Linked DNA regions of Homo sapiens: regions 1, 3, 4, 5 and 6 are each linked to region 2. The links are chromatin loops, found by intact Hi-C in ENCODE. Cell type or tissue: endothelial cell of umbilical vein. All regions are shown on one strand.

Region 1 (5,000 bases), 140 kb before region 2:
GACTTGCCATATCCTTCCTACACACGGGGGCTGGTTTTTGAATGTCCAGTAGCTATATGCCGAGAGGTGGATTACAGGAAATAAACAAAAGAGACGAAATCCCTGCCCTCAGGGAGTTTATGTTCAAGATGGGAGGGCAGATTTTTAAAGAGCGAGTAAATACAAAACAGGCCAGGTGGTGATAAGTGATAAAAAGAGAAATAAATTAAATGAAGAGGGCCGGACACAATGGCTCACGCCTGTAATCCCAGCACTTTGGGAGGCCGGGATGGGTAGATCACTTGAGCTCAGGAGTTCAAGACTAAGCTGGCCAACATGGTGAAACCCCATCTCTACTAAAAATACAAAAATTGGCCAGGCATGGTGGCTGATTTAAAATCCCAGCTACTCAGGAAGCTGAGGCAGGAGAATAGCTTGAGCCCGGAAGGCAGAGGTTGCAGTGAGCTGAGATCACACCATTGCACTCCAGCCTGGGAAACAGGAGTGAAACCCTGTCTCAAAACAACAACAATAACAACAACAAAGCATTGAGTAAAGATAAACAGAGAGTGCCAGGGGCTGTTCTTTTACACAGCGTAGTCAGGGAGGCCCTTGCTGATGCACTGACATCTGCATAGAGCAAGGCCACCACGTGAGAACACCCTCGCCAGGCAAGGCAAGAGGAGCAAGGAGGCCAGCTGCACGGGATGGAGTGACATGGAGGTGGGAGATGCGGGGCTGGGGGAAGTTAAGGGATAGATTGCGGGAAAGAAATTAAATAGCAGAGGGAGAATAGCAGAAGATAAAGTGCGCTAGACCCTTGCTAACCACAGCAATCACAGATCCAAGCAAACCGAGAAAAATAGCAGGATCTAGAGGTGCAGGCACGAGATCCCACGCCTAACTTGGCCACTCACAGCTGTGGGCATCACACTAGTCATCACACCTTGATGAACTGATTTCCCAATCTGTAAAATGGGCATAAGCCTATCTGTCTGCCTCCCTGAGGCTGCTGTGAGGAGCAAACAGGATAATAGACATAAGTGAATACAAAACTCCTTGTCAATCACAAAACATTCTGTGGATAGCAGAGGTCCTTGGTGCCATTTATACCTCAGGAGGCAGTGCAGTGTGGTTAAGAACTCAACATTTGGGTCAGACAGATCAGAGGTCAAATCCCAGGCAAGCTAGTCGCCAGCTGTGACCCTCAGCAAGCTGCCAGTCTCAGGGAGCCTGTTGCCTCAGCTGTAAAATGGAAGCAGTAAGGGGAGGTCCCTTGGAGAGTTGCGACAAGGTGGGGAAAGTGCTCCATCCTACAGCTGGTGGGTAGATATACAGAACCAGTAAGTCGCAGCTACCATCTTCTCCAGTCACTTTTCCTTTAAAGAAAGAGCTCCCTTCATGCAATTAAAGTATGACTGATTTTACTGGAATTGGATGTACAGTTATTTGGGGGCCATTTATCTTGTGTAAAGTGAGTCTCACATTCATAAAGACACACAGTACCACACGTGCACATACATGAACGCACACATGCACACCCCACCTTGTTCCTCTAATTTAAAGATGAGTGATTGTTTTGTTGAGGGGAGCAGAAAAATCTGCCATCGAACCAATATGTCAGTATCAGCAGCTATTCACCAACCTGGCTCTGAAATCTTCTCTGGACAAGCCCCTGGAGCCCCATTCAACTGTCCTGTATTTGGAGCTCTCTTCCATCTTCCCAGTGGACTGTAAGCTCTGTGAGAGCAGGTTCCCACCTGTCTTGGGCTTTACCATATCCCTGATACCCTGCGCCATGCCTGGCATACAGTCTGTGCCCACTAAATGCTTGTTAAACAAAGAAAGTCCCAGGCAGGTTCCTGGGTGCAGAACTCACCTGGGAAGGGCGCAATGGCCACTCAGGGCACTGCCAAGCTGTCTGTCCCCTAGGGGGTGGCAGAGTCCTTATTCTGCACACTCCGTTCTCTACTACCCCCTATTTAAAACTCAAGGACATGGTCTCTGGCTAGGTCTCAGGTAGTTGAGAGGAAAAGGGAGGAAAGGTTAGGAAGTGGGGCTGTCTGCTTCTTCTGGTGTGAGATCTCCCTCTCATCAGCATGTCTGCTCCCAACCCAGTCCAATGCTCACTGTGGCAGCCAACAAACAACCCTTCCCTCCGCTACAGTCAGTGAGCCTCCTGCCCCCCAGGCAGTGATCTGCCGAGTGACTACTCCCTACCCCAGGCACTGAGTTTATCTGAGATTCCAGGTACCCAGTTGTGAAAGAGACAGGCGGACATCCTTGCCCCTACCAGTCTCCCAGGTACCCTGCAGATGAGGGCTTCGGGATGTTCTAAGCACCACCCTGTAGGGAGCTCCCTGACCATTTTGGGTTCTCCAGACTCCTACTCTTCTCCCCTTTTTCCCTGACTTCCCGACACCTCCAGAAGGTTGGGGATAAAGGAAGGAGGAAGGTTCAAAGCCAGTTAAAGTTCGGTGGAAAGACAGGACGCACATGCCAGAGGCGGGACTGAGGCCTCCGTGTGTGGGAGCAGCTCTCCCTCTGTGCCAAGGATCACCCCAACTCACAGGAATCAAAGGAGGGAACAGCCAGCAGGGCACTTTCAAAAACATAAAGCTTTCTCTAAATGCCCAGGATCCCAATGACAATAAAGCTGAAATCCAGTGGAAGCCATGACAAGCTCCCTGCAGCTGCCCTCTCCCCCTTGTCAAAGAACCTCCCTCCCTACCTGCCCTAACCAGAAATGAGGCTGAGGGGGTCCCGGCATCCAGGAAGGAAGCAGAAGACACTGAATGCAATCAGATATGGGGTGGTGTCTCTCTGAAGGAAATAAGGCAGAAGCCAATGAGGGAAGAAAAAAAAAATTCAAATCCCTCCCTCTCCAAAGCCTCTCCCACCCCCATGCTAATAATAAGAAGGGAGAAAAAAAAGAACCACTGAAAAAACACCTAATGTTTGCCAGCATCTAATGTTGAGTGGTGTGTCCTTTTTTTCAAAATTCCTTGAGATTTTAAAATAAACATCTTGAATGTTCTGATGAGATCTGCACGCCTGCTTACATAAGGAAGTACAGAGTGTACCAAAACAGCAGACCCAAAAAAAGCATAAGCTGTCAGAACAATGAGTACAGACGCAGGGCATTTTACAACAGGCCATGGTGTACAGTTTTATTTACAGTACCTCTTATCAGACGGAGAACAGCACACTGGCTGCCAATTCCAAAGGCCGGCACTGTGTGTTCTTTCCCTCAAGGAGATGTGTACTCCCAGAGAGGAGCTTGAAGGCTCTCTCTCTCTCTCTCTCTAGCTCTCTCTCTTGCTCTTTCTCCTTTGTCAACAAAACAAAAAGCTGATCCAGAACCAGAGTTTCTGGAAGATACACAGATTCAGGGAAGAGGGAAAAGGGAAAGCAGGTGAGCAAATCCTGGCTGAAAGGAAAACAACCAGCCCCATTGATAGGTCCAGGATATGGTTCAAGGGTAGCTGTGGTTGACAAGGCTGTGGGGAAAGATCCTCAGAGTTCGGCCTCACTCACTACAAGATGGGAGGGTGAATGAACTAATGATACAGGACCCCACATAAATATAGGATGGAGAAAGACACCAGGGAATTCTCCTGGGCTGAGCAACAGAACAACGGGAGTCACCTGGGATGGAGGACAGGTGGTTTTTAGATCTCCAAAAGCCAGTGTCCCACCAGTGACCTGGCAAATGACTGACACCTCATGTGTGGCTAAATATCCACTCTGCAGAAGAGGAAACCCTGGACTGGGTCAGGAGGAAATGCTGAGACATCTCTATGGCTGAGGGAACATTTCTTATCCTACCTAATAAATGTGATGCTACTAGGAAGCTGCATGGTGCCCTTGTCTCTTACTGGGATCCTGCAGTCCCTCTCTCAAGTCCCACAGGGAGCACACAGGTCTACCTTGTCCCTTATCCCTGCAACTCAATTCTCAGCCAGAGTGGCTTGGAAAGCTCTTTTGTTACCCCTTTTAGCACCAGCGGGTAATCCAACAGGCTTAGAAACACTGTCCACAGCCAGAACACACACATGCACTCAATATTAAGCTGCACAGTAAGGTAGTGAAGAGCACGCTCTCTGGAATCAAACAAACTCTGGTTCAAGTCCCAGTTCTACCATGTCTAGCTACCACCCTGAAGAAGTGAATTATCTCTTCTGGGCCTGTTTCTTACCTAGAAAACTGGGCTCAGAGTGTTTATGCCACAGGGTTGGTTGAGGGATGATTAATTTAAATAATATATGTAAAGTGTTTAATACCCTGTCTGGCATACAATAATAGCCCAATAAATGCTAGTTGTCATTAAGACCAACATCATCATTGTCATCAGGAGATAAAATAATAGCAAGGTATAAGACACACACAAACATCAAATGCATGCAAGAGATATATCACGCAATTTAAAATATTCTTACCTCTCCAGCCAAAACACACCAGTAAAGATGGGGTCAGATCATTCTTCCCCAGGAGGAGATCAAGGAAATGACACCCCTACCGTCTGCTCCCATCATCACTCATGGCCAATGTTTAATGGTATTATTACCCTCCTACTGCCTACCCAGAAGGGAACCAGGGAATGCAAACCAGTTTGAGATGATTTATGTTTTTAAAAATACATGAGTGAATTATTTTAAATAAAATGCAAGTAGGATAGTAAATTTGTTGCAGATTTTTTAAAAATACAGGCCAGGTGCAATAGCTTGTGCCTGTAACCCCAGCCTGGGTGACGGAGTGATACTCTGTCTCCAAAAAAAATTACAAATATTCCTGAAGTCTAAGAGTAGTGACTCAGGGGTTCACCTTACCATTGCTTCTAATCTCTTTCTTCTCCTGGCAACTTCTATGACTGAGCAATCATGGTATTGTGGTAGTCAGCACAAGGGCACAAAATCTCTCTTACTACAGGAATGTCAGTCCCTGCTGTGATGAACCAGACTTCCTTCCAGACATGCTTTGCCAACTGAGAGATCTCTCGGAGGTTAACGGTCAGGCCCCCT
Region 2 (5,000 bases):
TTTGGTCAACAGGTCAAGTTTCAAACAGCCCCACAATTATCCCATAGTGGGGTGTGGACCCAGAATGTTTGCCCTGCATCAGCTCCTGGGATTGGTAAGGAGAACCAAGGAAAGGCGTAGCATAAATTAGGAGTTAGGAGAAAAGACAGAAGAGCCATTGAGAGAGAACCAGGCCAGGTGGAGAGGGAGAGCCGCCCTGATGACCTTGGCGCCGGAACCAGTGAGAGCGGCTCACAGCTCATCCTGCTAGGAGGACAAAAGGACTGCAGCCCCCTTAGAAGTGTCAAACCCCATCCTAGCCTGTCTCCCTGGACCAGAGCTGAAGTCAAGGCTATAAAAAGAGCCTAGCCTGGAGATGGGGGGCAGCAGAGAGAGAATGCATTCCCCCTTGATAATTTCAGAATCACCATTCTCAGTTGTTACAAATGCAAGTTCCTGAACCCCACCCTAAACCTACCCAATCACCGTCTCTTGGGAGGGTAGGTAGGGTTTAGCAAACTTCACCAAACATTTGCAAGTTAAGAATGGGGTCTTGTGGCCGGACACAGTGGCTCACACCTGTAATCCCAGCACTTTGGGAGGCCAAGGCGGGGAGATCACCTGAGGCCAGGAGTTCGAGACCAGCCTAGCCAAGATGGTGAAACCCCGTCTCTACTAAAAATACAAAAAAGATAGCCAGGTGTGGTGGCAGGCGCCTGTAATCCCAGCTACTCAGGAGGCTGAGGCAGGAGAATTGCTTGAACCCAGGAGGTGGAGGTTGCAGTGAGCCAAGATCACGCTACTGCACTCCAGCCTGGGCAACAAGAGCGAAACTCCGTCTCAAAACAAAACAAAACAAAACAAAACACCAAAAAGAATGGGGACCTGTGTGGAGCTTAACAGAGAAGGGTCTAGAAAAGTTTCTCTCTGGGTTGGTTTTACATATTAGACAAGTTAGATTGAAGACAAGATTGACAACAAACATTTTGGTTTAACAAATGTTTATTGTGCACCTACTATGTGCCCAGAACTTATTCTGCCATCCAGCAGCCTCACAATTTGGAATGAAAGGTGGACTCTATAAGAGGAATCATAATACCCTGTTATGAGCAGCACTCACTAAGAGTGCAAATGCGCAATGTGGTCATGAGGTGTCCAGGAGCCAGAACTAGGAAGGAAGAACCTGGAGCTGATCAGGGAGGCCATCTTATTTTTCATTTTTGAGTTCAGGTATCTTCAGTGGTAGATGAGTCTTCTTTCCATTTCTCTTAAATTGAAATGTAGAGAAGCCAATCCTATGTGCCCTTGGGTGTTATTCTTTTTGAAGATGATGAAGGAAGATTGAACCACTGGTCCGCTTCTATTTGCTCATCAGAAATTCGGGCTCAGGGCAGTTATGTGTGCCACATCTTAGCCAAAGTAAAGGAACTTTCTGTTTTACCCTTCTCCAGCAAAAACAGCAGTGAGTCAAAATAAACAACCCTTGGGATCCAAATGCTGGCTCCTCCTACGGAAAAGACAGAATAGTTATTTTATACTTATGGGGGCCCTGGAGTGCCGGGCTGGCTGTGAGTGCGCGTGAAGCTCGCGCCCACCCGCGCACAGGGCCAGGCAGTGACCAGGTCAGAGAATCCTGGTGCAGAGAGGCTCCCGCTGCGGAAGGGTGGGGGCGGGATTGTGAGGCTTCAATCTGGGATGCTTTTTAAAAACCTTCCAAGTGAAGTTGACTTTCTGCGGCTCACGGGCCTGATTTTGCCAGCAGGCCGCCCCTGCCCCCTTGCGGCGTCCCCTCTTAGCCCGGGGCCAAGTCAGCGCCTGACCTCCGTCCGCTGGAGGCCAGAAGGGGAGAAGGCTGACGGTCCCGCCGCAGCCAGAGCGCAGCGCCGGGCGGGACCCTGCTGGGCCACCCGCGGCCACGTCCTCCAAGCCCTGCTGACCTCTAGTGGTCACCGGGCAGAACCGAACGGGCGCTAGGCCAGAGTGGGAAGGAAGGTACCTCTCAAGGCGCGTTCTCAGCCCTGGTTTGCACATTGGGATCACCTGGGAGCTTTGAAAACTACCACTGTGCAAGCCCCACTGCAGGCTTTTGTTCAGAATTAAGTCAGAAGCGCCGACTGTGGGACCTGAGCGTGGATATCGTTGTTAAAGCTCCCTTGGAGGCTGAGCGCGGTGGCTCACGCCTGTAATCTCAGCATTTTGGGAGGCCAAGGTGGGTGGATCACTTGAGCCCAGGAGTTTGAGACCAGCCTGGCCAACATGGCAAAACCCTGTCTTGGCAAAAAATACAAAAATTAGCCGGGCATGGTGGCGCGTGCCTGTAGTCAGTCTCAGCTACTAGGAGGGCTGAGGTGGGAGGATGGGTTGAGCCTGAATGGTGGAGGCTGTGGTGAGCTATGATCGTGCCACGGCACTCCAGCCTGGGCGACAGAGCAAGACCCTGTCTCAAAGCCCCCACGCACCCCCACAAAAAAACTCCCAGGGAATTCTAACGTGCAGCCTGATAGAGAGCCATTGGGCAAAAGTGGGCATTCGTTCGCCTCTACTGTGGATGTCTGCGCTGGGTGTAATGTCAGTGTCTGCATATGGCTGTCTGTCCTTGATCCAGTCTGTCCCTGCATCCAGTGTCAGACACCAGTGTGGACTTCGTGCCTGCCTGACAGTGTGTGTGTGTGTGTGTGTGTGTGTGATGCTGATGTCTGACTGTGGTGTGGGTCCGTGTGCCTGCATGGAGTGAGTGAGCTGAGGTGGAACTCATACACTAGGTGCAGACTCAGGAGGCGAAGGGTCCTACCAATGTCTCTCTATCCTTAAGAGTTAGAGAAGATGGTTTGCAGCCGCCTTCACGTATTCGCATAGTTCACACTCTTTGCTGTTGGGAAGTTCTTCCTGTTGTCTCACTTCAGTCCCCTGTCAAGAGGAGAAACGTCTAGATTGAAAAAGTGCCAGTTTTCCCATCTTCTCTGGTAGCAGCCATAGGAACGGGAGGAAGTCCGGCCTGGAGCTGCATACCCAGGGCTGCTGGCTGGCGCGGCCGGGCTGTCTTCCTCGGTCTCATCACTCCATCAGGCCCTGATGAAACGGGTTTGAAGGGAGAAGAGCCAGCACCAGCACAATTAAATTAATTTCCAGCAGCTGCATGGGATTAAAATTACCCACTTCTCCTTTCTGGCCTCTATCTAATGTTCCTGAAAATGATCTCCTGATACTCTGCTTCTCCTCATTTCTCTTTCTTATGGTCTCAGCTTTTGGTACATCCACTCCTGATTGCGTTGCCCGTCCCAAGCTGCCCTTCCTTCCCCTACATGTGGCTGTAGATCAAAGTCCTGGTGAGACCCCTGTCCCCCGGGCCTGACTGGCCTGACCCTCTCCTTCCCAGACTGCGGGAGCTGGCCAGAGGCAACATCCAGAGGCAGAGTGACCCTCAGGAGTGGGACAGTCTGTCTTGGTGCCTCAGCCCTCACGGAGGTCCCATGGGAATGGAGACTTGCACTCCCCATGCCTGTCCTTTCAGGAGGCAGAGGAAAGGCAACACCTTATGGTGGAGTGAGCACCAGACTTAGAGTCCAGGCATATGGGCTCCAATGCCTGTGTTTCCATGAGTAACTCGACCCCTCTGAGCATGCCTTGCCTTCTGCAAAATAGAGAAGGGAATATCTATCTTACAGATTGCTGTAAAGACTAAATGAGAAAATATAGGGAAATATGTGTGTGTGTGTGTGTATATATATATATATAATGTACATAGATAGCTAGATAGATACTAGAACCTGCCCCATGGTAGATGATCATGCATAATATTAATGAGTACAGTAATAGCTAGTATTTATTCAGTGCACACTACAGGATGATGTTTTAAGCTTTGAATAGGTTGTGTTTAATCATCACAGCAGTACTTTGAGGTAGAACCTTTGATGACTCCCATTTACAAATGGGGAAAGATGAGGCAGAGAGGTATCAGGAAACATGCCCAAAGACACACAGTTCTTGGGTGATAGATCAGGAACGTGACCTCTGGGAATCTGATTACATGTACTGAAAGAAAAAAAGAATATATCACTGAACTATGCACATACTTAGGTATAGTATTTGCTTGTATCTGTGCATGTAGGAACACACACACACCACACACACACACACACACACACACACACACATCTTTGCATATTATCACTGCATAACCCCAGGCCCTGCACCCTCCCTCCTAGAAGAATCCAGGGGAAACAAACTGGTCAGCTGCAACTAGTAGGAGAAAACTAGCCAGAAAGGAAGCCAGGTGCCTACGGACAGAGGAAAGCTTCCGGAGGAACCTGCTGGGCCAACTGGGTAGGGCAATCTGTATGACTCTCACCTCAAATGATGAAGCAGGCTCATGAAAATGGGAACAGGCTTTCCTTTGACACTGTTCTCACCCAGAGTAACCTGAAGGACTCAGGTTCAGCAGGTTGGGCATGAGGGGCAGCTCTCCCTGCATTGCTATGCTAGAGTCAGCTCATCTCAAAGCCTCATCCACTGATTCCAGCAATGAGGCCTGATCCCTTCTGTGCTTTGCATGTGATTGGCACTTAATGGAATTTAATTTCAAGTTCTCCTCTGCTGCACTCAGTTCCCTTCCTCACTGGTCTGCTGAGTGGAGCTGGAGGATGGGAATGTATTCTAGGGACTGGCCTCTGCCCTCTCCCTGCTGTATAATGGTGGCCTCATCACTGCCTTCTCTGGTCATCTCTAAGGTTTCATCCAGCCTGACATTCTGAGTCTCTGATTCCATTCAGGTCCTTAGCAGCCTTGGCTGCCATGGTTTGAGGGTAGGGGTAGTGTGTGCGGGGGAAGTCATGTAGTTGTAAGCCCCAAACGACACATGGTCCAGTGGAGGAAATGATGTGGAAATGAGGGAAATGTCACCCTGGCGCTGCCCCTGCCCACATGGCTTGACCTCAGGGTCAGAATCAGGATGTGGGATGATGCAGTATGATTGTGGAATTGGGAGCAGTCCACCCTCCCAAATGCCTCAAAGGGATAAAAGG
Region 3 (5,000 bases), 100 kb before region 2:
GTCGTTAAGCTTGTAAGTGGCAGAGCCTGATACCACTAGTTAGTAGAACGGGAAGTTTAAGAACTTAGGCTGACACAAGCCCTGTCTGCCAATTCCAGATCTACAACTTGCTAGGCTCTAAGACTTTGGGATCCTCCAAGTCTCAGTTTTCTCATCTGTCAAGCAGACTAACAATACTGTTACCTGCGAAGGTACATAAATGAGACTGTGCATGTAAAACAACTTAGCACAACACTGAGAACATAATGTCTTTATGATAAGTGTGTAGCTAGTGTAAGACTAAAGAAGAGAAAGGCCCCTGTCCCTGGCCAGTCCATAACCTAGTGGACAACAAGACAGAGATGGAGAAAGAGACAGAGGAGGATGTGGTGATGTGCCAATATGTCAACAAATCACTATGGGTGTGCAGAAGAGGAGCAGATCAACAGTAGCTGCTGTCACTGCAGACGGTCTGAGGATATGGTGAGATTCAGTTGGTCCTTTCGGGGGCTCTGGAAGCTCCGAAGGGTTCTAGCTACCCATGTTTGGAAATGTTAAGAATGGAAAAGCCTTGGATGAGACGGGGAGCACCGTGTGATGGAGGCATCACATGAGCCAAGACTTGGTGTTAGAAATGAGCATACCCCGCCGGGCAAGCCTTCAGGAGGCTGGCCTGGCTTATCCACAGTGGGCAGGTGGTGAAGACAGCGGCGAGGAGCCTGCGGAGGCGGTAGAGTGGGCTGATGATGCGGAGTCCTGAGACTGATGCTGAGGACTTTGGTCCCAGTGCTGCAGTCATCGAGCAGCCCCAAAGCCCTTCTTGAAACAATGGAGCTGGCTGGGCGCGGGAGGCTCAGCGTGGGCAGGGACCATGGAAGGAGACAGACAGAGAAAAGGGCCCAAATTCTAAATTGAGAAGGAGAATGTTTCCAAAGACAGTAGTTAGGTCAGCCTTCCAGAACAAAATGCCAACATGGTATCACTGTCACACATCTACAGGACATTGCTATTCCCTAGGAAGGTACAAGAAAAGAGAGACTGGAACAAACCTCCTATCTCCATCTACTCCCGAGCACAGGTGCCTGAGTGACTCCACGGAGTAAGAGTTACCACAGCAGGGAACTCAAAAGAGCTGTTGCTTCTGTTCGTTACCTCCAACCAACTAAACATGCCATCCTCTACTCATCAGAATGCAGATGGCAGCAAGAATGGGCAGCCGAGGAGCTACACTTCTTTCCTTCAGCACCCTGCACTGGCTACCAACTCAACATGGCTAGGAGACAGGTCTCCTCTGTTCTGGGCCTAGGCAAGTTGAGAATCCATTGACTGATTGATTGATAGGTATTTATTTGGCATAGTGAAGGATACAACCAAAGCATAAGACACCAACCTACCCTCCTAAAGCTTTAGTTGAAGAGGGAAGACAATACACACTATAAGAGAAACCAGTACTTACATGTGCACGTCAGGTCCTGAGGACAATCTCAACACCCAGCCTGAGTGGGAATCAAAAGCTCAGGCCTCCCCAAGGAGGGGGGCTCATGCCTGGGCTTAGAAGATACCAAGGAGGCAGCAGACATAGAAGAGGAGGTGGTTGTTTCAGATGAGAGGGAAACAGGCACCAAAACAGCATCATTCCAGAAAAAGGGGCAGCCAGCCTGGGGCCAGGCAAAGGAGAGGCAAGGTGAATGTTGTGGAGGGGTCTCAATAATGAGTTTAGACCAGAAAGCTAATGGAGAAAAGAGGTGGGGTTGAAAAGCAGACAAAGAGGGAAGCATTGTTCGTTCTTGACCGAGGACGGAAGGGGGCATGAGGATTACAGAGTTCAAGAGCTGAGGTCTGACACGCTCTAGGAGCCCTCGGTGCCGTCCTTCCTATCCTGACATATGGTACTACAGAACATCTGGCCTTGGAGGCTGGCCAGCCACTTGCTCCCCCGGCCTCCTCCACAGCCGCCCATTCACAGAGAAACAGATTCTTTGCGTGAATATCAGGGTGACGGGCCTTCCGGACACTCACTCTGTTTGGTCACTTGCCAGGAGGCTCTGTCTTGCTCCGTAGTTGGATGCCAAAAAGGCAAGAAGATGCTGCAGAAACTGGCACCTTCCATAAGAATCCTCTACTACACACACACACACACACACACACACACACACACACACGTGGACCGCGGGCACATACCCACACACGCCATCTCTCGCCATCTGTTTGAGCAAACTGCTGGTCTTTGGGGGGGGAGAAGGAAACCTCTTAGAGATATTTGTTTAATATCTGAGCAGTGGGGGAGCAGATGAAGTATGCAAGTTTCATTTAGAAAATCGTCAAGAAACTATTATAGTAAAATGAGGCTTCCAGTTTCCAAATAAAGCTGAAATGATCACACGGAACAAACTGGCGAAGCCGGAGAGTGAAGAAGCAGGAAGGAAGTACAATAAAAATAATAACTGGAGGAAAACAGGAAGTCATGAGATGCCAGGGAATTAGCGGCAGCCCCCATCCCCTTCAGGACTGGGGATCAGTGTGAGCAATTGGCAATGGGAAAACCGCAAATCAAAAGCGACAGCCTGGAGAAGGGTCTCCTTCCATCTTCAGAAGTGTGGTCTCCATGCTCCAGCAATTCCTCTGTTCCTAGATGTCCATTTGCATCTCAAGACTTGCATTGTACAAATCCTCACAAAATCACTCTGGAGGAGAAAGAGACTGGCATCCATCTCTTACCTCTTTTTTTAGAAAACTGGGCTGAGAGAGCAGGTGAGACGCAGGAAATGAGTAAGGAGCCTTGTAAGAGGAAGGGAGTAGGCCAGGCACAGTGGCTCACGCCTGTAATCCCAGCGCTTTGGGAGGCAGAAGCGGGTGGATCACTTGAGGTCAGGAGTTCGAGACCAGCCTGGCCAACATGGTGAAACCCCATCTCTACTAAAAATACAAAAATTAGCTGGGCATGGTGGTGCATGCCTGTAATCCCAGCTACTCAGGAGGCTGAGGCAGGAAAATCTCTTGAACTCGGGAGACAGAGGTTGCAGTGATCCGAGATCGCACCACTGCACTCCAGCCTGGGCAACCGAGCAAGACTCTGTGTCAAATAAAAAATAAAAAATAATTTAAAAAAAAATTAAAAAAGAGGAAGGGAGAAAAGAGTGGTAGTTGACTCAAAACTCAACACAAACTTATTGCCTACTAAATGCAGGGCAGAGCATTAGCCACCACAGAGAGATTCAAAGAAACATAATACACAGGCAATGCCTTCAAGGAGCTTACAATTAAGTAGGGAATGCAAGACATATGTATGTAAAAGACTTTAAAACAGTGCACACTAATAATGTATGACAGGAATAAGGGAGATGCAAAACTTAGTGCTAGATGAAGAGGACTAAAAGTTTGGAATGTAGGCTCCAGGCAACCTAAGTAGAAAATAACCTCTTCTCTCCGTGAAGTTGATTGCCATCGGGGAACACCACAACCACCTCCAAAAACCTATGCCTCTGTCCTGCAGCTCTCACATCCTCTCCTGGCCTCCACTGCAAAATTCTACATCTACCAAGCTCGAAATATGAATAATATGAATGCTACCTGCTCCTCAGTCACATGGCCTGTTTTACTCTAAAATGGCAACCCCCGTAACTGTCATTTTGCATTAAACCCATGACTGGTCCTCCTGCCCTCCCTCACCACTTGCCTCTCTCTCCAGCTTGGGAACAGAGCCTGGCCGCTGGGGCTGCCAACAGGTCCCGTGCACCCTTTCATCCCACTCCATGACAGGCTCTGCCCCAAGGGCCCCACAGCCCACGCCTTGCTCCTTGCCTTCCTAAGAAGCTGCCAGCACAGCAACACCTGCCTGAGCGGTCCTCTCACCGATGCACAGCATGGGGCTGGCCACACTCATCACCAACATGCAGATGTGCACAGAGCAGTCAGGCAGCACCTTTCCCACCTCTGTCCTATTCCCTAGGGGAGGAAGGAGACTCCATCCAGGTCCCAGAAAGCCCCTTACTCCAGTGTGGACATTTCTCCATTGCCTTGCTACACTGTTTTCTCCAGAGAATCCATCCTATTCCCTCTGCCCAAAAAAAAGGGCATGGTCAACCTTAATGAAATAAACTGTAATAGAGTAGGCAGGTAACTTCATCTCCCTTCCAGAAGACACAATCTAATTCACACTCTAATTGTCTCGCTGGAAGCCTCCGGGCCTCTCTCCACAAGCGGGCTGGAAGGATTTGGAAGTGTCATGGCCTGGAACTCCTCAAGTCTAGTCATATAAATACTTAATTGCCACTGGAACATCCACATTGTGTCACTTTGGTATACCCAACCAGTGTGTGGCCAAGTTCCTTCTCTGGTGAGGCTGAGACACGGGAAGTGCCATTGGTGGCCTTTTCATCTTTCTCTTTCCACTTCCATTTCTTTCCCAAGACACTTCCATTTTGGAGAGCTCTTCCTCCTGAGAGCTAGGGAGAGGGCAGCGGTATGAGTGGGAAGACCAACGGCTTCTTTAACTGCTGTTGGCTGTGACCTTAATCACGACAATGAAGTTTAGTTTCTCTTTTGGTAGAGAGATGAGAATAGCAGACTTCAAATGGTAGAAAAGGGTCGGTCTCCTGAACAATGTACTCCAAAGGTCACTGCTGCATGCAGGAAACAAGAGAAGACACAGATGCAATGTCTGTTTCCATAATAGTTTAACCCTCTAAGAATCAGAGGGCTCAGAGAGCCTGGGAGGTCCCTGGGCCCTCTATGCATACAGGAATAAATGAATGTACTCAAGCATTCCAGACAGATCTCCCAGAATATTTTTAAAGACCTCCAGAAAAGAAATGCTATATAGAACCTGGGATCATTGTGGTGATCTTGGTGAGGCAGGAAAATGGGATAGGAAGTGTGAGTATAGGACATGTGACTAAGGAATGAGAGCTCAGTCATAAACCCCAGAGACAGCACGAGGTGACCTACAAGGGAGCTAATGCCCTGCAGTTAAAACTACACTTGAATCTTAAAAATAAAATGGAAGCCCCAAAGACAAAGTC
Region 4 (5,000 bases), 120 kb before region 2:
AAACCCACAGCTCAGTGCTCCAAAAAAGAATAAATAAATAAAACAGAACAAGGACAAGCCACAGATCTTTGCCATCTTGTAATGCTTTTCTTCTTCCGTCCAACCGCGACAGAGGAAAGCCTAAGAGATCCAATCTGAAGGACTCCTCCAGCCCTTTTCCCTGCCAGGAGGATGACCCAGGTCCCAGGTGATAAGCCCCAGCCACTCCATGCTGCTGCTGAAATCAGAAAATCTATCAACGAAAGCCTTCATTCTTTCCCCATGGCTCTAACTCTGGGGAAGAGCCTCATCTCAGGGATGCTTCTCAACAGCCAGGGCCTACAGTGCCTGACAAGGGCAAGAGAGGAGTGGAAGGATGGGGCCTCCCACCTGGCAGAATGGGGCCACAGGGCCCTAACCAGCACAGAAGGCACAGGCCTCTCAACACTCCAGCCACACCCCAACACAGACGGCCAGTCTTCAAGTTCTCCAACAGGCTTTATTCACCTTATATTCTAGCCTAGTCTACATAAAAAAAAGCCCAACAGTCCCTTCTATTCCAGACACAAAAATATGTCACCCTCTTACTCAGTCCTTCAGTGGCTCTCCAGTGCTTCAGGGAGAATGCAGATCATTTTGCTATTCCTTCCACAGATGTATCTCGTCCATCTCTTCTAAACCCTGCACTCTGCTCTCTCCCTGCAGGCCCAGCCTACACTCGCAGGTTACACCACCCACTTCCATAGGTGGCTTCGGCTTCCCCTCACCGAGTCCTTTCAAAATGCTGTTCTGTTACCCTCTGGCACAAAACACTCTCCTACTCTGAATTTCTCCTAGATTTCTTAGCACTTTGCACACATTACCATCTTGTATGATGATTGCATAGTCATACTCATCTCCCACTCTAGACTTAAGCTCCTTGAGGGCAGGGATGTTGTAGCAGTCTTCACTGTTAAGTGCACAGAGCCTGACACACAATTCGTGCTTATTAAACATCCTCTGGCTCCAAAAATGAATGACACTCCCAGAATAGGAGCAGGCCACATGAATACTCAAACCCTAATCGTATGCAGCCGAGTCAAAAATAGGGACAAGCAGTTCTAGGCATGCTCACTTATAAGCCACCAGGACGTTAAGCCAAGCTGTGGGAAATCTACCTAATGGGAAACCTTACACTGGCCCATCTCAGAACCAATTTGAGTCACTGCATGTGTCTGTGGTCTCTGCATGGACACCTCAGAGCTAGGAATCACTTCTCGTGTTACGACAAGGAGTGGCGAAGAGACAGTGGATCAACAGATGCTTCAATGCCAGATCCCCAAAAGGGGTAAGGTAGCAGAGGGTGAGGAGGGAGGTTTCAGAGTCTTCCTGGGACACAGGAAGGGGAAGGGCCACAGTCCTACACCCAAGCTTCACCCTCCATCAGGGCTAGCTTTGCAAAGCCTTGGAGGTCATCTCTCTTCCCACCCCAAGCCTCTTTCCCCAACACGCAAACCCTTCTGACCCCCAAAACCACCTCTGAGAATGCAGGGCCTGGCCAGATCATCTCATTAGTTAATGAGTTTGGTTATTGATAGTTAGTTTAAACTTATTGTGATCATCAGGTATAGCCCATAAACACTTGATTAATTCACACATTCGAATTGAAATTAAAACTTCAATTAAACTGAAATTCACTACTACCATTTAGGCTCTTTTAAAAACCCTTAAAACAGAAAGTAAGGGAGAGAGAAAAAGGGAAGGCACTGTCTCTCAGAAGGGCCTCCTACAGGGCAAACTTCTAATTAAACAAATTGTCAATTTCAACACAATGAAAACTGATTTAGCAGTGTAAATTTAGTATTCTAGTCACTGAAAATAAGACCTGCATTGTCGATCTCCTGCAGGCTGATTTCGCGTGATAGGGAAATGAAGAGGAGAGGAGGACGACAGGGAGAGAAAGGAGGAAAAACTGCGAAGGAAGAACAAGCCGGAGCTCCGTCTGCCTTTCAGAAATGACATCTCTGCGGAATTCAATGCGGCCTATTCTCAAGCATCGGAGAAACTCTTTTCTTGCCTCCTCCTTCACCCCACCCCAACCAGATTAGAAAAAAAAAATTAATGGTGTATGATGACAAACTTGGCTCAGCACTCACTGTACATACTGTACCCACAAGTCTGGCTCGCAGCCAGGCCTGGCCTGGAGCCAGGACTACAATAACAAACACAGGCAATGCTCGCCAAGAGGGGGTGGGGCAGCACACAGAGCTAGCCAGGAAGTGAGAGCCGTTCGGCTCTGCTGAGCAGAAGAAAACAGCAGGAATGTGCCAGTGCAAGGGCAGCAACATTTAGGGGGGCAACCACAACCCCTACCCAGATCCTGGACTCACTTCTCCACAGCCTGCGCCTTTTGAAAAAAAATGCTCGCCTCCCCCCCGCCTCCCCCGCCCAGGGTTCTGGAGCAACTACTGTTCTTCCAGGCTGTGGGCTGCTTGAACCCTTGGTCATCTGTAAAATGGGTCTACTCTACAGACCTGGCACACCCATTCTCACTGTCAGCTTTCTTCATGGAACCTTCAAAATAGAGCAGCAGGAAAACCTCACATCATCTAATTCAATGTCTCTTCTAAAACATCACCTAGTTCTGTTTTCAGGCATCAGAACATGTAAACCACTACTGGAATCTGTAAGAAGACCCAGCGCCACCAGCCCAGCCCTCTGACCCCAACTCCCCAACAAGTCCAGGTCACTCCAGAGGCCCCCAGGGCCTGTTTAACAGTGGCCAAACAATTCAGGAAATGGTCTAGCCTCACTAAGCCCTTTGTGCTATTTTATTTTCAAGACCTCTCAGCACGGAGGTGAGGAGTATGCCGGACAACAGAAAGAAAAAAAAGAATAGAAATATCAGAATATAGGCCGTGAGCTATCTGCAAGGGTGAATTAAAACACTACTATGACTCATCGCACCTGCCTAATCATCAAATCATCCTTTCCAAGGGCATTGGCAAGTGACTAGCAGAGGGACAAATCATTTGACACAATCAGCCTTCAGTGCCCAGTAAGACAGGCATGGAAAGGAAAAACTAGGAAAAGAGGACCCAACTCCCAAAGCCTCTGGAGCAGCCATATGAGATCAGGGGACCTGGAAGCAGCATCTCAGGTGGAACCAAAGTCAGCTTCCCCAGGGAACCGCCAGCTCCGCAGGGCAGTTGCACAGTCACACTCTTGTCTGAACTGGGGACACCGGGCCCACCTGACATGAGTATGCAAGCAACCCTTTCTTTTCTGCAGCCGCTTCCACCAGCCCCACCAATGCTGCTGATGTGTGATTCACAGCAGAGACACTGGCTAACTCACACTGGGTCACACCGCCTGGAAGAGGGATACAATACGAGCCAGGGGCTCCTGGCTGTCCCCTCCAGTGAGTCCTTAGGACATAAACAGTTCCTACCACAGGAGGGACTTGTCCGGAGAGAGGAGTGTCCCTGTTCATCGGCATCCCAGGCTGCATCATTCACTCAACAAATACTTCTTGGCACCAATAATGTGCCAGGCAGTGTGCTGGACATAACGTGGACAGGATCTAACCCCATGACATGTTAGCTATGGTGGTATGTATTCAAGGTGAGCCTCACAGCTTCTCCGAGATAGCGTTAAATATTTTCATTTTACAGATGAGGATACTGAGGCTGTAAGAGCTTATGGTTCTTGCCCCAGATCACATCAGCAGTAGGTACGTGTCCAAATTCCTTCCACCATGTAACCCCGCCTCCCAAGTAAGAGAGATAAGTCCATAAATAACTGTAACACAGAAGAAAAACTGCACCCAAAGATAGCTTCAAATAAAGAAACATGGGCACAGAAAAGGCACGACTGCTTCTGGCTGGAGGTGGGGAACAGCTGGGGATGGCATCATGGAAGGGACCTTGGAAGATCTGGGAAGATGGGAGATGGGTTATTCCAAGTAGACAGAATGGGGCAAACAAAGCCACAGAGCCCAGAAAGCAACAAGCCCATAAAGCAAACCAAGAAAATGAGTCTGGCTACAGCACTGGACTCAAGGAAAGAGCAATAAGAAAGGACGCTTACTGCGGCTGAGAGGGCAAAGACGCTTTACCAACAGGCTAGAAGTGCACTGCCCCAGAAGTGCCCAGCACCACACAGGGGTCTAGGGCAGGACGCACCACACTCTGCAGTAAGGCAGTGGTGGGCTAAAGCAGAAAAAATCAAGACCAAGAAAGCAAGGGAAGGGTAGCCAACCTGGTAGGCAGATAGTTCATGAAACCCGCCACACTCTGAACCTTAAGTAGCGTACAAAGCTGAAGGGAAGCATGAAGATACAAGGTGTAAGTCCCTAAAACAGAAGAAAAAGTGTACGTGAGTGTCAAGCAGATCCGGACGCAGAAATGCCTGGAAGTTAGGGCTCTGGGCTGAGGTGAGACACATGGGCAGGAGGAGGATGATTCAGTGGAGCCAGGGGCAGGGTGGGGAGGGCCCACAGGAAGGAAGAACAGAATGCACGAAGACATGGGGACAGTAGACGCGCTGAGAGAGATAGCTGCCAGCTGCCTGCTGTGGACAAATCCGTGCGCCTGGAAGAGGGAAGAATGGGAAGTGAGAAGGAGTTAGGACGCTTTAGGAAGGGCCATGAGGGCCGGGGGAGAGACCACATCCAACACAATGCGGAACCACATGGGCCCTGCAGCAAGGCAGTGGGGAGCTGAAGCAGAAAAAGCGAACGAAGAGCACTTCCACGACTGTACCCATGATGGGCTCAGGGGAAAGACAGTACTAAACGGCCAGGCAGGCAGGGAACGAGCGGATGGGGACACGCCCCCCGGGGCAACAGGCTCAGAAACAAGGATGAGGGAGGAAGGTGCAAGCAGAAACCATTAACATTTATTAAATGCCAACTGTATGCCAGGGGCTTACTACAGATGCCTTCAACGTATATTCTGTCACTTAATCCTCCAAAAAATTATGTAAGTTAACAACACCAGCACTTGACAGATGCAGAAACTGAGGTTCACAAGATGAATGTA
Region 5 (5,000 bases), 140 kb after region 2:
AAAAGAGAAAGAAAGAAAGAGGAAGGAAGGAAGGAAGGAAGGAAGGAAGAAAGGAAGAAAGAAAGAAAGAAAGAAAGAAAGAAAGAAAGAAAGAAAGAAAGAAAGAAAGAAAGAAAGAAAGAAAGGAAGAAAGTCATAATGACAAAATTTGTCACATGGAAATCAGCAAACACTCCCACCAGGACCCCTCCCACCAGCTGTTTTCAAAACATCTAACTACATGCTGTGACCACTCCCTTGATCTTACAAGGCCTCATATATTCCTACATTACAGTACTCATTCAGGTGTGTTATAAGTATTTGTTTACTTTTCTGTCAGTCTAGAATTTGGTGAATACCTTGAAGGTGGAGCAATGTTGTGTTATTCAGCTTTATATCTCCATCGTAGAGCTTGGCACCTAGTAAGTGTTCATTGAGTGTTCCAGAAAGATGGGAGGAAAACAGGGAAGAAAGAATTAACAAATGAACAGAAAAGAATTCTGGCTTATGCCAGAAAGATGATGCCAAGAGGAATCCAGCCTTTTCATAACCACATCCAAGATGAGATACACTCACCACCCATTTCACAAAGGATGGGTGAGAATGACAACTTGGTTCTGAAGCAAGATTGCCTTTATTTGGTTTGCTCCAGAACCAGGGAGCAATTAGTGCAAAAGACAAACATGAGACACCGGTGCAGGCAGATCATGAGTCCCTTTGACTCACTCAGAGTGTACTCCAAGTTCAGAGATTTTACAGTCCTTGGGGGTAAGATGTACCCCAAAAGCTAGAGGAAAATAGAAGGTGGAAGGAACTTGGAGGAACACAGAAGCTTGCTGCTTCTGTTTACGCTCCCAATGACATCAATTCCAAGAAACCGCTTAGTGAGACTACAATATACGACAGACAGTCTTACCCTGTACACTATGTTGTTTAGATCTTCTGCACAGATTATGGGCCTTGAAGTCTTGCTGTGCCAGCACTGGGGGATCTCCCCTGATCTATGGCTCACTGTAGGGCCCCCAACATTTCCATTTAGACCCATTTAGACATTTTCTGGGGAAAGGCAGTCAATTACTGCAGCCAGTGAGATGTTCTGGTTCAGGTGTAAATCTCTGGATATTTCCATCTCTGCTATGACTCAAGATGAGGAAAGATCTTTGATCCTTTAGAAATTTATTTATTTATTCATTCATTCATCCACTTAGTAAGTAGGAAATTGTGATAGACATTGACAATCTATGGATAAGAAAGCTGGGGAGAGGTGGATTGGAGGTGACAGATAAGAAATCTTTGAGAGAAACGCCTATAGATGGATGAACTGGAGAGGACCCAGGCAAAGAAAGGAGCCCAGACTTGGAGTGGGAGTAGGTGGAGGCTTTTCACAAATAGCATTTGTGCTGAGTACTGATATTCATCTGAGTGGGGAGAGGGTGAACGGAGCTCCCAGCAAAAGGAATTGCACATGAAAGGGCTGGAGGTTGAGATGAGAGTGCATGGTGCCTTCTGGGAACGGGGTCGGGGGGAGGGTGCAAGCCTCACTTTGTAAAATTGGGGGAAGATAATTCTAGACTCACATGAGTTGAAAGAATTCAAAAGTTCATGATGCAGAGTGTTGACCGGGGATAAAATAGGAAAGTGAAATATTGTATAAGTCTGTATAAGTGCTGTTATTATAAATCTGTCTCCAAATGGCCTATAGCAATTATTCTAAAATGCACAACAGCTGTATTTGTCCCCCTTCTGCCATTGCTGAAATTTACACTGTCATCGCGCCAGGAGGAAGGCTTGGCACTAATAATAGGCTGGCTGAGTATGGCTGGAGTGTGACAGACCCCTAGTTAGAGCCCAGAAAGACTGAGAGCAGAGTGGGGAACTGTAAAGCTCTGAGGAAATTCGAGTTGGTGGCTGTGAATATAATCAGAGCACCACCTTGTGGTGGCTGTCGTGCCTGCCTTAACCAATTCTGCGCAACCCCAGAAAACTATGCCAACTCATTTTAAGTTTTATTATACAGTGCACTTTCAAATGATTTCAAAGTCATTTCAGGCCTCTCTTCATGTCACCACTATTCGTCTTTGCTGTAAATTCTCCTCTTTGCGTTCACCAGCACCAATCCACACCAACCCATTCGATCTGTTTTCACACAGCTTATGACCGGCCAGTTCCTTCCTCCTACCTCCTTACTGCAATTCTTCCAAACTCTTGGTCCCTAGGAGCTCCCAAGTTTCCTGGGAAACTGACTCAGTAACTTCTTTTTTTCTTTTTCTTTTTCCTGAGACAGGGTCTCGCTCTGTCACCCAGGCTAGAGTGCAGTGGTGTGATCATAGCTCACTTCAGCCTTGACCTCCTGGGCTCAAGTGATCCTCCCACTTCAGCTTCCAGAGTAGCTAGGACTACAAGTAAGTATCACCATGCCTGGCTAATTTTTTTTTTTTTTTTTTAGTTTCCCTATGTTGCCTAGGCTAGTCTTGAACTCCTGGGCTCAACTCCTGAGACGCCTTAGCCTCTCAAATTGTTGGGATCATAGGTGTGAGCTACCATGCCCAGCCTCAGTGACTTTTCACAAATGGCATTTATGCTGAATACTGATATTCAGCTGGGTGAAGAGAGGGTGAACGGGTGAAAGTTACAGTGTAACTTTCCTACTGTCTTCCTAAGAATGGGAATAAGTCTTCTGCACATCTGAAAAGTTATAAACAATATTATTAAAAGCCATATCAGGGATTTACTACGAAGATAGGACCCCAGAGGGACTAACTGCGTCTTCTAGTAGAGTAAAGCTCGTCTCTGGCCACCCAGCGGGCCAGTAACACAGTGTCCTGGTAGGCAGACTGGTGTATCAGGTTTCAGAGGATGCCCCAGGGAACAGGACTAGAAGTATATGAGCTCTTTAAAAGCACAAAGCAGTCGTTTCCATGTTCAGATTATTTAGAGATTATGAAGGCACCAACCCTGCTTTCGATCTGCATACAGTCAAGTGGAGCAGACACAAGTCAATAATCGCAGTAGAGCCACTTAAGTTTTCTAAAAGAGATTTATCAGCAGGTTGCAGGTGAACATGGCCTTGAGATAAATCCTGCCCCTTGTTGAAGTACAGTTTCAGTAGATGGTTCATGGTATTTTAAGAATTGGAATTTTTTAATAAAAATAAAAAAGTTTTGTTTGGTTCTGTTCTAGATTTATTTTTCCTCCTAAATAAATGAGAAAGATGTTTCAACAAAGGTTCTTTATGCTGAATAATTGTGATGCTTGAAGGTGGTAATCTGCTTTGTTTAAGTGGATTTTAAATGTCAGACAATTCTAGACAGTTTTCTCTTGGTCAAATAAAAATTTAATTAAAAGTTAAAAAAATTAAAAGCCATATCAAATTTTAATATTGACAGGAGGGATAAAACTCTGTAACGCTGACTGTCTTAGATTAGGTTTCCCTGAAACATACCTATAATAAGGCTTTGTGTACAAGCAATCAATTTTAGAAATACTCCCAATAGAAATTGGGAAAGGGGAGCGTGGTTTCAGCTTGAACCCTCAGGGAAACTTGACAGTGAAAACCACACAAGGGAAGCTGGCCTGCACACTCTCACTCCCACCTGTCAGCTGTTGGCTAAGGGGAACAGGGAGTGAACTCCCAGATATTTCCTGGTCTTTTCCTGGGCAGACAAAGCTTTAGTAGCCAAGGAGACGTCTCCAACAAAAGTCCTAGGTGTGGGCCTTGGAAGCCACAGTGCAGGGAAGCCAAGAGAGGGAGTGCAGAAGAGGAACGGAGGTCTGAAAAGATCTAGAAAGACCACTATCAGTTTCTGTTTCAGAGACAGCACAGACACACGGGAGGCACTAAGTTTCTTATTCCTTCAGAAGACAATTAAGGCCAGGCATCATGGTATCACGCCTATAATCCCAGCAGTTTGGGAGACAGAGGCGGGTGGATCACTTGAGGTCAGAAGTTCGAGACCAGTGTGGCCAACGTGGCGAAACCCTGTCCCTTTTCTTTCTTTCTTTCTTTCTTTTCTTTTCTTTTTTTTTTTGAGACAGAGTCTTGCTCTGTCACCCAGGCTAGAGTGCAGTGGAGCAATCTCAGCTCACTGCAGCCTCTACCTCCTGGATTCAAGCGATTCTCAAACGTCAGCCTCCTGAGTAGCTGGGATTACAGGCGCCTGCCACCATGCCCGGCTAAATTTTTTATTTTTAGCAGAGATGGGGTTTTGTCATTTGGCCAGACTGGTCTCAAACTCCTGACCTCAAGTGATCCACTTGCCTCGGCCCCCCAAAGTGCTGGAAGTACAGATGTGAGACACACCCAGTCTTGAAACCCTGTCTCTACCAAAAAATACAAAAATTAGCTGGGGTGGTGGCATGCATTTGTAATCCCAGCTACTGGGGAGGCTGAGGCACAAGGACCATTTGAACCCAGGGGGCGGAAGCTGCAGTGAGCAGAGATTGTGCCACTCCACTCCAGCCTGGGCAACAGAGCAAGACTTGGCCCCCCAAAATAACAATAGGCCAGGAGCGGTGGCTCACGCCTGTAATCCCAGCACTTTGGGAGGCTGAGGCTGGCGGATCACGAGGTCAAGAGACCAGCCTGGCCAACATGGTGAAACTCTGTCTCTACTAAAAATACAAAAATTAGCCGGGCATGGTGACTGTGCCTGTAGTCCCAGCTACTTGGGAGTCTGAGGCAGGAGAATCGCTTAAACCCGGGAGGTGGAGGTTGCAGTGAACCGAGATCATGCCACTGCACTCCAGCTTGGGTGACAGAGCGAGACTCCATCACAAAAAATAATAATAATAAATAAATAAAATAAAAATAAATTTAAAAGAAGACAATTAAATTTCCAGTAACCTGATGATTAACTTTGCAGAGCCCAAACATACAGAAATACAATTAACACTTTTCTTTTTCTTTTTTGAGACAAGAGTCTCACTCTGGGCCGGCCGCGGTGGCTCAGGCCTGTAATCCCAGATGGAGACAATCCTGGCTGAGATGGTGAAACCCCGTCTCTACTAAAAATACAAAAAAA
Region 6 (5,000 bases), 160 kb before region 2:
GAGTCTCGCTCTGTCCCCCAGGCTGGAGTGCAGTGGCGTGATCTCTTCTCACTGCAAGCTCCGCCTCCCGGGTTCACACCATTCTCCTGCCTCAGCCTCCCAAGTAGCTGGGACTACAGGTGCCCGCCACCAAGCCCGGCTAATTTTTTGTATTTTTAGTAGAGACAGGGTTTCACCATGTTAGCCAGGATGGTCTTGATCTCCTGACCTCATGATCCGCCCACCTCGGCCTCCCAAAGTGCTGGGATTACAGGTGTGAGCCACCGTGCCCGGCCCCACATGTATGGTTTTATGTAGTTCTTACAGCAACCATTATGATTATTAATCGTAGTTTACAAATGTGAAAAACTAAGGTTGAGAAAAATACAGACCATCAATGCAAGATCAGAATCTTAGGCTGTCCTTGGAACCACAGAACCCCCCAAACAGTACTTTTCTTGCCCAATTCCTACACACTACCTTTGAGAGAAGCAAGGAAACGAAGCCATTTGTCCCATATGAAGCAAGTCCATAGCAGAGCCAGGATAAGAACCTAGTTCTCCTTCTCCTAATTCATTATTGCTTCCAAACACCATGCTGCCTCCACATCCCCAATGGTAATCTGCAATCACATTTCCACTAGGGTGGGAGGCCGGGGAAGGGCAAGGTCTGTGTCCTGCCCACTGCCCAGCGGCATCCATGGCTGGCATCCCCATCCCGGGGCCCAGCATCCATGTCCAGCATCCCCGTCCCGGGGCCCAGCGGCATCCATGTCCAGCAGCCCCGTCCCGGGGCCCAGCGGCATCCATGTCCGGCATCCCCATCCCGGGGCCCAGCGGCATCCATGTCCGGCATCCCCGTCCCTGGGCCCAGCGGCATCCATGTCCGGCATCCCCGTCCCTGGGCCCAGCGGCATCCATGTCCGTCATCCCCGTCCCGGGGCCCGGCATCCATGTCCGGCATCCCCGTCCCGGGGCCCAGCATCCGTGTCTGGCATCCCGGTCCCAGGTCCCAGCATACATGTCCAAAATCCCTATCCCAGGACCCAGCATCCATGTCTGGCATCGAGAAACACTCAAGATGTCTGTGGAGGAAATGAGCTTCAGCCCTTTCTAATCCAAACCTGCCTTGCTTAAATTCTCCTTCTCCAATCCCAAAAGAGCCAAACACCACTGATCCCCTCAAATCACTGTCCAGGGCAGTGATGCTTCATATAAAATGTGCTGGGGTGATGAAAGGGCAGAGCACAAAGGACTTTCAGGGCAGTGAAGCGGCTATTCTGTATGATACAAAAATGGTGAATGCGTGTCCTTACATGTCTGTCCAAATCCACAGACTGTACACCACCAGGAGTGAACCCTCATGTGAACTGTGGGCCCTGGGTGACAATGATGTGCCAGCGTAGACTCACCAATTGTAACAAATGTACCACCCATGTGGCGTGGGATGTTGATGGTGGGGGAGGCTGTGCACTTGCGTGTGAGGACGGGGGTACAGTGGGAACTCTATACTCTCCATTCCATTTTGCTATAACCTAAAGCTGCTCTTAAAAAAATGAAATTTATTAATTTAAAAAAGAGTATCGGGGGCCCCTCCAGAAGGTGGCCAGAGGGGCCCTGGGAGCCACTAGGGTGAACAATGGAGAGAAAGAATAGCTGGTCTGGGCCAGCAGGAGACGGCTGGGTTGTTCCTCCCTACTCTACAGCAAGCAGCTCCAGCACAGCCGAGAGCCCCTGTGCTTGGAAAATAAAACTCTATATTAGGCATCAAACATGCCTTTATAGTAACAGCATGAAATTAGGTCAAGAGTAAATCTATGCTGGGGCACTGACTGTACAAACAGCAGCACATGACCCTCCTCCCAAAGTGCCTATGACGTTCCGCGGCCGTTCTTCAGCCTGAGCTTTCTCATGTTAAATTCCTTGGCACAGAATGTGAAATGCTATACAAATCACCTCTGATATTTATAAAAGTCAAATGCTATTATGTTTTCAATGGGGAGGTCACAGCAAACCACATGGAGTCTGCCTGTCCCTCTGATGACTCACTGTCCTGTCCTCCCCGATACCCTCCACCTTGGACAGAGGTTTGAGGTTCGTTTGGATTTTTTTTTTTTTTCATGTAAAGTTTAGGTAGATTAAGTTATTTGTCATCATCTGGCCCCCTCCCAGCTCCTCTGGGACCAGCCACTGGGAGGCTGTTCTTGAGAGCAGGAACTAGAACAGTTGCCAGTTTTCCTATCATTACAGGACTCCTTGGTGCCCAGCACTGTCCCTCGTGCCAAGCTCAGGGCAGGAGGGGGCAAGGCCAGCAGCTATCCTGAGGGAAGGAGCGTTGCTGCTCACCCTTTTAAATCCTCTGCCTTCTGCACTCCAGCCTGGGCGACAGAGCGAGACTCTGTCTCAAAAATAATAATTAAAATAAAATAAATCCTCTGTCTTGCCTGCTACTCCCACCCCACCCCCTGCCCCCACCATGATCACCCACTACAGAAAATTCTCCAAACAAGGACTTCATTTTCTACTCTGAAGTTCAGAGCCAGGGACTGTCTCTGAAGCTTCCTCCAAATATTATTAACATATCAGGAGAGAGGGGCCAGTGCAAGCAGGCAGCCAACACCAAGGTTGGAGAGACAGTTCTGCACCTCCAAAGGGGGAGGCCACACAGTGCAAAGAGAGAGAGAGAGACAAAGAGAGAGAAACAGAGAGTGGGGGGAAGACAGAGTATATGCCTCCTAGACTCCTTCACACTGAAACGAAGAGGACCCTTTGGGTGGGGTTCCCTCCAATGCCCACTCCCTGCTAGAAGGGAAGGGCAGAGTCCACAGCATGGACCCTCAGCCGCCAGAGGTATGCCGTTTCTGGACTGCAAGACTCTTGCAGCCGACAACACAGTGGATGAGAACCAGCATCTCAACATTTGCATCTGGTTGAGTGGCTTCCCCTGTGACGCAGTAATGTGGAAACTAAGCAACCTTTTCTAGGCCAGTAAAAGAAAGTACTTATTTTGTAGTCACAGTGGAGAGAACCTTGGGCTGAACTCGTGGGCCCTAATTCTAGTTTGGATTGTGTGTTCTTAACTGACCCCCTTTTTCAAATAGGGGCTTTGATCCATTGATCCGCACATGAGAGCTGATGCCCAGGCCCCCACAGGGAGGGAAGACAATGCTAAAATGTGGGCTCTGGGGTACAGAAGCCCAAGGCACACATTCAAGTCCTGCCCCAGATTGGTCTTCCTTAACCTTTCTGGGACTCAGTTTTCTCTGGCAAAGATTAGGGAGGAAAAAAGGTCTATATTTTTGGACTATAGTGAAGACTTAATAAAAATAATAACTCAAAAGTATCCAAAAGAGTACAGCTATTGAATTATCTGTACCTAAGGCAAGTTCAACCTACATGCTCATTTCCTTCATAACACCGTAACCTTCAGGAAGGCAGGGCCCAATTTCTGTTCACTATTATGTATTAAGTCCACAAAGCACCTAGCATACAGTAGGTACTTAAAAACTCAGAGAATGAGGAAATGAAGGAACTACAGGATAAGCCAGCTACACAGGCTACTCTCACAGCAAACTTGAGTCACTAACCTGGCAGACCTTGCAGGGCAGGTTGAGGGCTGGAGGAGAGAGCTGAATTCCTCCAGGGTAAGTCTAGGGTCTAGTTCAACCTAGTACCCTGGGCCTGCAGAGGGTGCCCTTAAGCTTCCCAGCCTCAGAACTTCTAAACCTAGGAATGACCTTGCCTCTTTTTTCTTACTGGCGAAAAGGTAGGATGAGGTGGAAGGTTCTATTTGAAGAAGTCAAGAGATAGGGAATACCCAGGTTCCTGGTGATAGCAGACATGGTTCAGGACCCTACCAGGAACCCAAAATTCCTGAGCCTTTGAGGGCACCAGTCACTGAAGCCTCCTCTTAAGACGTGGAAGGGCACAGGCCTGGTGCTCCTGGAGGCTGGTACACCTGCTTAGTCTCGATTCCAGTTTTGCGGCCTGTCTGGCCTGGGTTTACACATCACCTGTTTAGACACCAACAGGGAATGGTTCCTTTGGGAAGCTTTGGGCATTCCAGACCTCAGGGCCTTAAGATCTACCAAATCTGCTCCCTGAGATTGCTCAAAGTGTGGAGCTTCAATCTGCCCTCACTTCTTTCAACTGCACTGAGAGGGCCCCAGTGGCTGTTAACTCAGTGGGCACATTGCAAATGTCCTCTTGGCCGGAGGACATAGTCAGGGATCCTGGAAGACCTCACCATGGCCTTGCAAAGCAGGTGTATACTGTTCCTATTCCTCCAACACCATCCTCACTGACTTGGCCCCGTCAACCTATCCAGTGGGGGAAATCCATGTTCTCAGAAGCCTCTGAGGAAGACCAGGATGATGCGATGAGAGAAACTGGCACCTCCATTTCCTGAGCACTTACTCCATGCGAGGCCTATATTGAGATTATCCAATCTGTGATGGGGCTGGAATTGGAATCTAGATAGTCTGACACCAGATCCCAAGTTCTGGGTCACTGTGCACCAAATACCCTGCACTTGACACTCTGACTTTAGGCTTCATGGGGTTCCTCTTCCCTGCAATCTGCATGACAAACCTGCACCACTCTGTTAGGGCTCAAACTTTCCTAGGAAGTAATGTCCTCTAGAGATCATCCCATCCACTTCCCTGCCTTCAGGCAGGTCTCTTGTCCCCAGGCAGTCATTTGCCCATCCCCCTTTCCTGCTCCCTGACTCCCTCAGTCTCTCTGGCCAGGCCCACACAGACCAGCCCTGGCCCCAACTCCCCCATGTTCACATTACCAATAGGTGGCTGCTCTGGGTCCCCTACAGATGGACTGAAAGAGTTGAAGGTTCCTACAGGTCACCCTCATGGCCTCTTTGCTCAGACCTCCCATTTTCTCCCGAGGGCATGCTGAAGACTGCCCGGCCTCCTACCCTGGAGCTCAGCAGCCAAGTTATCTCGCTGCCCTCTAATTAACACCACCGGATCCTGTCTGTTGCCCCCAGGCCTGTTCAAGTCCCAAATG

Evidence for each region. A loop is a pair of places that touch in the nucleus more often than their neighbours do. Peaks named below come from ENCODE experiments on the same cell type or tissue, not always from the same donor. Only the 100,000 strongest peaks of a DNase experiment are listed, where the experiment ranks them.
Region 1: it touches region 2 in a loop (9-fold over the local background); 45 of 110 quality-filtered maps call a loop at or near these places.
Region 3: a loop joins it to region 2, with 4 times the contacts of the local background. A loop is called at or near these places in 3 of 110 quality-filtered maps.
Region 4: it touches region 2 in a loop (6-fold over the local background); 13 of 110 quality-filtered maps call a loop at or near these places.
Region 5: it touches region 2 in a loop (11-fold over the local background); 36 of 110 quality-filtered maps call a loop at or near these places.
Region 6: a loop joins it to region 2, with 5 times the contacts of the local background. A loop is called at or near these places in 41 of 110 quality-filtered maps.

What each region holds. Positions count from the first base shown.
Region 1 is chr11:114,177,567-114,182,566 of GRCh38, reverse strand. The region is part of intron 3 of ZBTB16 (zinc finger and BTB domain containing 16); the gene reads right to left. Among named protein-coding and RNA genes, the nearest start is that of NNMT, 120 kb to the left of the region's middle. In endothelial cell of umbilical vein, a CTCF peak has its summit at 1,900 (motif pointing right); DNase peaks (open chromatin) are centred at 1,966 and 3,106; H3K27ac peaks cover 3,102 bases.
Region 2 is chr11:114,033,148-114,038,147 of GRCh38, reverse strand. LOC124902761 (a long non-coding RNA gene) reads right to left here and starts at 2,878. Exons shown (of 2, transcript XR_007062896.1): 1 at 2,771-2,878; 2 at 964-1,486. RefSeq lists a silencer at 1,823-1,872 and an enhancer at 1,085-2,025. In endothelial cell of umbilical vein, a CTCF peak has its summit at 1,882 (motif pointing left); DNase peaks (open chromatin) are centred at 1,447 and 1,817; H3K4me3 peaks cover 517 bases; H3K27ac peaks cover 801 bases; H3K27me3 peaks cover 140 bases.
Region 3 is chr11:114,136,768-114,141,767 of GRCh38, reverse strand. The region is part of intron 2 of ZBTB16 (zinc finger and BTB domain containing 16); the gene reads right to left. Among named protein-coding and RNA genes, the nearest start is that of ZBTB16, 80 kb to the right of the region's middle. In endothelial cell of umbilical vein, no CTCF peak of the experiment used is centred here; a DNase peak (open chromatin) is centred at 2,557; H3K27ac peaks cover 1,657 bases.
Region 4 is chr11:114,157,333-114,162,332 of GRCh38, reverse strand. All of the region lies in intron 3 of ZBTB16 (zinc finger and BTB domain containing 16), which reads right to left. Among named protein-coding and RNA genes, the nearest start is that of ZBTB16, 100 kb to the right of the region's middle. RefSeq lists enhancers at 1,755-2,254, 2,255-2,756. In endothelial cell of umbilical vein, no CTCF peak of the experiment used is centred here; DNase peaks (open chromatin) are centred at 2,152 and 2,822; H3K27ac peaks cover 3,137 bases.
Region 5 is chr11:113,893,400-113,898,399 of GRCh38, reverse strand. No RefSeq gene overlaps it. Among named protein-coding and RNA genes, the nearest start is that of HTR3B, 8.9 kb to the left of the region's middle. RefSeq lists a silencer at 2,426-2,626. In endothelial cell of umbilical vein, a CTCF peak has its summit at 1,918 (motif pointing left); no DNase peak of the experiment used is centred here.
Region 6 is chr11:114,195,122-114,200,121 of GRCh38, reverse strand. The region is part of intron 4 of ZBTB16 (zinc finger and BTB domain containing 16); the gene reads right to left. Among named protein-coding and RNA genes, the nearest start is that of NNMT, 99 kb to the left of the region's middle. In endothelial cell of umbilical vein, no CTCF peak of the experiment used is centred here; a DNase peak (open chromatin) is centred at 1,891; H3K27ac peaks cover 1,867 bases.